2 separate regions of the Homo sapiens genome follow, and region 1 is linked to region 2. A link is a loop called in an ENCODE intact Hi-C map of the cell type or tissue named here. Cell type or tissue: heart right ventricle. All regions are shown on one strand. Links, peaks and the distances in the headings refer to the core of each region. The heading gives the core; the rest is flanking DNA. Region 1 overlaps KCTD16 (potassium channel tetramerization domain containing 16). Region 2 overlaps PRELID2 (PRELI domain containing 2).

What was found. Hi-C counts contacts between places; a loop is a spot of excess contacts. Peaks named below come from ENCODE experiments on the same cell type or tissue, not always from the same donor. Only the 100,000 strongest peaks of a DNase experiment are listed, where the experiment ranks them.
Region 1: it touches region 2 in a loop (9-fold over the local background); 54 of 110 quality-filtered maps call a loop at or near these places.

What each region holds. Positions count from the first base shown.
Region 1 is chr5:144,203,910-144,206,712 of GRCh38, forward strand. It overlaps KCTD16 (potassium channel tetramerization domain containing 16), which reads left to right. Exons shown (of 4, transcript NM_020768.4): 3 at 2,480-2,803. Among named protein-coding and RNA genes, the nearest start is that of KCTD16, 34 kb to the left of the region's middle. In heart right ventricle, for the core only: no CTCF peak of the experiment used is centred there; a DNase peak (open chromatin) is centred at 1,402; H3K4me3 peaks cover 611 bases; H3K27me3 peaks cover 1,963 bases.
Region 2 is chr5:145,824,701-145,827,503 of GRCh38, forward strand. All of the region lies in intron 1 of PRELID2 (PRELI domain containing 2), which reads right to left. Among named protein-coding and RNA genes, the nearest start is that of PRELID2, 9.2 kb to the right of the region's middle. In heart right ventricle, for the core only: CTCF peaks have their summits at 1,176 (motif pointing left) and 1,378; no DNase peak of the experiment used is centred there.

The DNA of each region.
Region 1 (2,803 bases), core at 202-2,701, 1.6 Mb before region 2:
CACTGATAGCTTAGGGCACTAGATGGCGATATAAGTGCATCACATAACAAACATCTTGCTTGGTCCAGCATTAAAATCCTAATGATTGAGGCCAGAACAGGTTAATGCATTAGTTAACGAAACAAAGTCAAATATAATCAGGTGTAGGAATGTTAGCTAACGCTCTGAATATGTTCAGTAACCCAATGCTTATTGAAAGAAAAGATTGTTAAAGTAGAAACTAATTTATCCTACTGTTGAGCGTATCTTCAAGCTAATTTTTTGGGCAAGAGTTGGCAATAAACACGTTTCTCATAAAATGTATATAATTCCTAAGTTCACCTCCATTTTTGTTTTTCACTTTTTAAAAATAGCAATTGTTTGGGATGGCGTGTGCCTCACATATATTATTCATTGACCAAGCACTATATTCTTATCAGGGATGTGAGCCCTAAGACACTGGTGTTTTAAAGGGGAAATGGCCGACTTACTGTAAGCTGTTGGCTGGGCCATTATTGACTGTCAGGCTCAACTGGAAGCACTTTGTTAGTGGATTAGGTTGCCCTGGAAATGCCTTCCTGAAACTCTAATGATGCACTTAAGGGAGCCCTCTGGAACAGGAGTAAAATGTCTTTTAGCAGCAGTGCCTTCCACCAGAGTCCTCTTGGGATGACTTGGGAGGGGCTGGGGGCACGTCCAAAGAGACGCGCAGTAAGGAAACAACCCCAGAAAAAGGTTGCAGGTATCAATTTCTTACAGGTGAGCTAAGATAATGACTTATGGATGTAAACTGTGGGCTTTCTGTGGGTGCCGGTGCTTCACGTCTTCATTTTGAAAGAGCATCATTAATTTCAGAGAGAGTGTTTATGTATCTACCTATTTACATATATATTCATATTTATTTATTTGCTAGGGGTTGTGGTGGCAGGCGGATGAAATAGAAAAGGAAAAAAAGGGAGAATTTGAGTGAATATGGTTTAAATCAAAGGATTAAAAAAAACACTGTGTAGTTTGAACACTGGGGTCATTTGGTGTGCGTGTCTGTGTTTTAAAACAAGCATTAGAGGGATATTTGCCCTTCAGCAGGAAGGAATTCCGTGAACGAGGAGGGGGGAGGGGGGAAGATCTGTAGATTTTTCAAATAAAAAGTCAGTTGTGTTTATCTCACAACTTACCTCTTGGGTAGGGGGCAGGGATTTGCTGTGGGATGGTGATGGAGGTAAAGACAAGGAAGAAGGAAAAGGCCCTTGGAAACTCCAGACTCCAGGACAGGACAGGGAGGGAAGTGGCTGCGCAGCACTGCGTCCCCGCCCCAAGCCCCGCGCGCCTGGCAATCGCGTGCCCACCGCCGGAGCGCGGCGTCCCCGTGCAGTCCTGGCAACCTGTCACCGAGGAGGACGTGACTCGGAGCTGCCTCCGCTTTCTCCAAGCCATATTCCTTTAAGATGATGTAATAGTCATTTCCCTGGATGGTTTCTTGCCTGCACTGCTGAAACAACAGCATCCGAACTGCACTGGGAACTGTGGAACCACCCAGCTCCGCCGCCAGAGAAGCCGGAGCCCCGGGCCCCCCGCCGGCATCTCTGCGCTGCGTTGGCCTCTGGCTCGCACCGGCTCCCACCTGGCTGGGAACATGGGAGTCCGTTTGCCCTTGCCGGCAGGTGGGGTGGCTACCTGGGACCCTAGCAGGGCACATCTCTCCATCTTTCTGCTTCTGGGCTTTCTGAAAAGCTTCTAAGTCCTGGTACCTCTTGCAACTCTCTTCTAAGGATCCTTTCCAAAGATTTCTTTTTCCATTTTTCTTTTCCCCTGGGGAAGCTTTGGTTGAATATTTTCTCTGCTTTACTTCTTCAACCCAACCTCCTCTCATCAGGGCTTAACTTTTTTTGCGACTTGTTTTAACTTAAGATACGGAATGAACACATATGTACCTACATACATACATAAATACAAATAGGCATTTATATAAATGCATATATATAATAGTTATTTTCCAAGAGCACACCTCTCTGGCACTTTTCATTGATACCTCGGTCGTTTACCTGTTTGGGATTTGACAAGATCCAGACTCAGTTTGGCTGTGGATTTTGATTGCTTTACAAATGGTTATTATTATTTTTTTCACAAGAACTGGGTCTCCAGCACTCACTAAGGTAAGCTCTAAGACTTATTGCTTTTCCTGTCCAGCTGAAAAAAAAATTCCCATTTGGAAGTTGAAAATTGCATGTTTCTTTTTAATGTAGACTTACAAGTAAATTGTTTTTCATACTAATTGCTGGAGACAGAGGCTTATAGATAAACATGTAGGCACAAAATAGCATGAGAGAAGCTATGATTTAATTGAAGAATGGCTGAGATCAGTAGTTCCAGAGCTGCTTATGTAAAATAATCTCTCTCTCCCTCCCTCTGTTTTTCCCTCCCTCCCTCTCTCTCTCTCCAGAGGACTCTTTTTCTGACTCATTCCAGGTTTGAGGAAATAATTTTTTCTCTTTTCCTTCAGACGGACATCTGAGTAACTGGGGAATTGGCCTGCCTTGCATGTGAGCTTGATGGAAGATTGGATATAGACGAGTTGATTATATTTTATGAAGTAGCAGCTCACTACCATCCACCATCCAGGGTTTAAACTACTTTTTCAGCATCACTTCACCTGTGGACTCTTATACATTTTGATTTCTTGGGGGAAAAATACTGGGATAAGAGGAGGTCATTTTTTAATAAGTTAGCATCCTTTTCCCTTTCTTACAAGTTGATCCAAAGGATAAGGCTGTGACTCCATTGGATTGCACCTTTAAATCAAAATAGCAGCAGCAGAAGAAAGGGA
Region 2 (2,803 bases), core at 78-2,577:
CCTCAGGGATCAATTTGGAAAATGAGCCTGCCTTCAGTCAGAAACCAATCTATGAAGAGAGCAGTGGCTCAGCTTTCAGCAACCTCAATATCTCTTCATGTTTCATGTTGGTAAACTCTGTCATTCACACTTCCATCCTGGAAACTGAAATCTTGATAACTGATGAAAAACTTGGTTTTTAAAAATCTATTTATTTATATATTCATTCATTCACTCATTTTAGCCCTAGAAAAAAAAATGCTTGGCTGGGCATGGAGGTTCATGCCTGTAATCCCAGCACTTTGGGAGGCTGAGGCGGGTGGATCACTTGAGGTTAGGAGTTTGAGACCAGCCTGCCCAAAATAGTGAAACCCTGTCTCTACTAAAAATACAAAAATTAGCCAGATGTGGTGGTGCATGCCTGTAGTCCCAGCTACTCAGGATGCTGAGGCAGGAGAATTGCTTGAACCTGGGAGGCGGAGGTTGCAGTGAGCCGAGATCATGCCACTGCACTCCAGCCTCGGTGATAGAGTGAGACTCTGTCTCAAAAAAAAAAAAAAAAAAAAAAAAAAAAAAAAAAACTTGGAACTACAGTGATTGCTTTCTTGAAGTTCAGCCCTTCCGAGTTACATGCCCATGACAGAGGGTCAGGTTTAGATACTCTGCTCCTCAGGAAAGGAGACTTTCGCTTACACAGTACCCCTAAAGCAAGGGAGATATTTGAGACTCACACAGGTCCTCTGAATTGTGATTATATGTGTATAAATTATAACTTGTACACTAAAGTAAAATGTGCTTATCTCGTTTACTACAGTTCTAGTTTGTTCATTACATACCCATAAATATATATTGACTGAATATTACAAATTCAACATAAGTTGTAGAAAGATAACTAAACTATAAAAGACGTTGAAAATGTAAACACCAGGGAGACATGATGATCAAATTTTTCAAGTTCTGATTACTTCACTAAGCTATCAGAGAAATTCTTAAACATTATAAACTCAAATACTTCACACTTACATAATTTTTGGAGTTGAACAGCCAAGAGCCTCAAGTTTCCATAGAAGAACAGTAGAAGAAAGTAGGGGTTTATTTGCAATAGCTAACTACCATACTATGAAAGGCACATATTTCAACCTCTTTAAAGATTTATTGAACTGAGGCTCCCCCTACCTGGCATTACTTGAAATGATCTGACGCCATCTTGTGGTAACCTGAATATTCATGTTTTAATTCATGAAAATTTACCAAAACTCCCATGAGAAAAAGTTGAAAGAGGGAAGGCTTCTCAGAGGTCAATACCAGGAACACTTACCTGGGAAGACAGGAGGCAGATGGCCAGGTTTTTCTGGACACCTTTTCAAACACAATCCAGTATGACTGCAGAATTGATCAAGCTGAATCAGGATCACACCCATCAAAGACTTAACTGAGCAGCTACTGTGTTCACGCAGGGTGCTATCCTAGAGAAGCTGCCATGCGCATGATCTCATTCAGTCCTTCTCAAAGCGTGGAAACCTATCAAGTATTAATATACAGAGTATTTCTGCTATAAATATAATAGTGTAAAGCCCGCAGACAAGCAGGTTCACATGGGATTCTTCAATCCCCATTTCATACTAGAGACTCTCATGAAAGCAATGTGATCTGAAGACCCAGATATCTGCCAAAAGCCCTTGTCTTTCTTGATCCTGGCTTAGCTGATCACAAACTGCAGTGTGCAAGAGAACGATCCCACAGGCTGCATACATATGCCATGTATGCTATACTACTTTATGGATGATTTAAGGGATTTTTAAAGGTATATTTGACTTCATTTTGCATTTCCTTATAATTTTTAATTTCTTCACAGAACGTGTAAACTAACTCCTTTTCCTTTCCCGAAGACATGAAACTACTACAAATACCACTGTATATATCATATGTATGTAACAGTCTAACAAGGGTAAAATGTAGACGTGCCTAAAGCTGTTGTATCTGCTTGCTTTAGTTTTTACATATTAAAAGATAAGCCAAGAACTCCATAATATTGGGGGGGAATATGCATTAAAGCAAACACATATATATAAAAAGTTAGAGGCAAGAAACTGAATCCATCTAATTACAGAATATTCAATATGTTTCTGGGAGAAGCTTCATGAAGATATAACATTTTGCATTCATATTTGCCGAGGGAAAAAAAAACCCATAAGCTTTCAGAAAGCCTACTCTTAAAAGAGTTATTAAAATATGAACTTTCCAAAAAGCTCAAAAGCCAATGCCTTTTTTTAATAACATTTGCTTCCCCTCTCAGAAACAGTCAGTGACATCCAAAGGAGTCACTGTCTACCAATTTACAAATGAGGTTACCAGAGAGAGTACAAGGAAGCAGGTGACTGACAGATCTGTCTGAAGAGTCCTTCAAAGAAGGCAAAGAAGACCTACAGTAAGTCTGGTATATTAACATACCCGTGTTATAAGCATTAAGGGAATCTGTTATCTAGGCTGCTGCCAAACATGTACATGCAAAGAGATGGGGCTGCTGAAAAGAGATTTGGTGTTTAGCAGCAGAAAGAAATCACCATGAGCTATGCCAAATTCCTTTTATGAGCTCCACACCATAGTCTATCTCAGAAGAAAAGCAAAGTTGATTTTATACCAAGACGAAACGAGTTATAAATTAATCAAAATTTCAATGATCAAGGACAAAACGTACTTAAGTTGAAAAGTATTTGGAATGGCTGTTCATTGGTCTTTCAATAGGATGATGAAATAGAAAGAACAAAGGGCAACGAGCCAAGACATGCAGACTACAACGCTGCCATCTGTGAGGTCGGGGTGA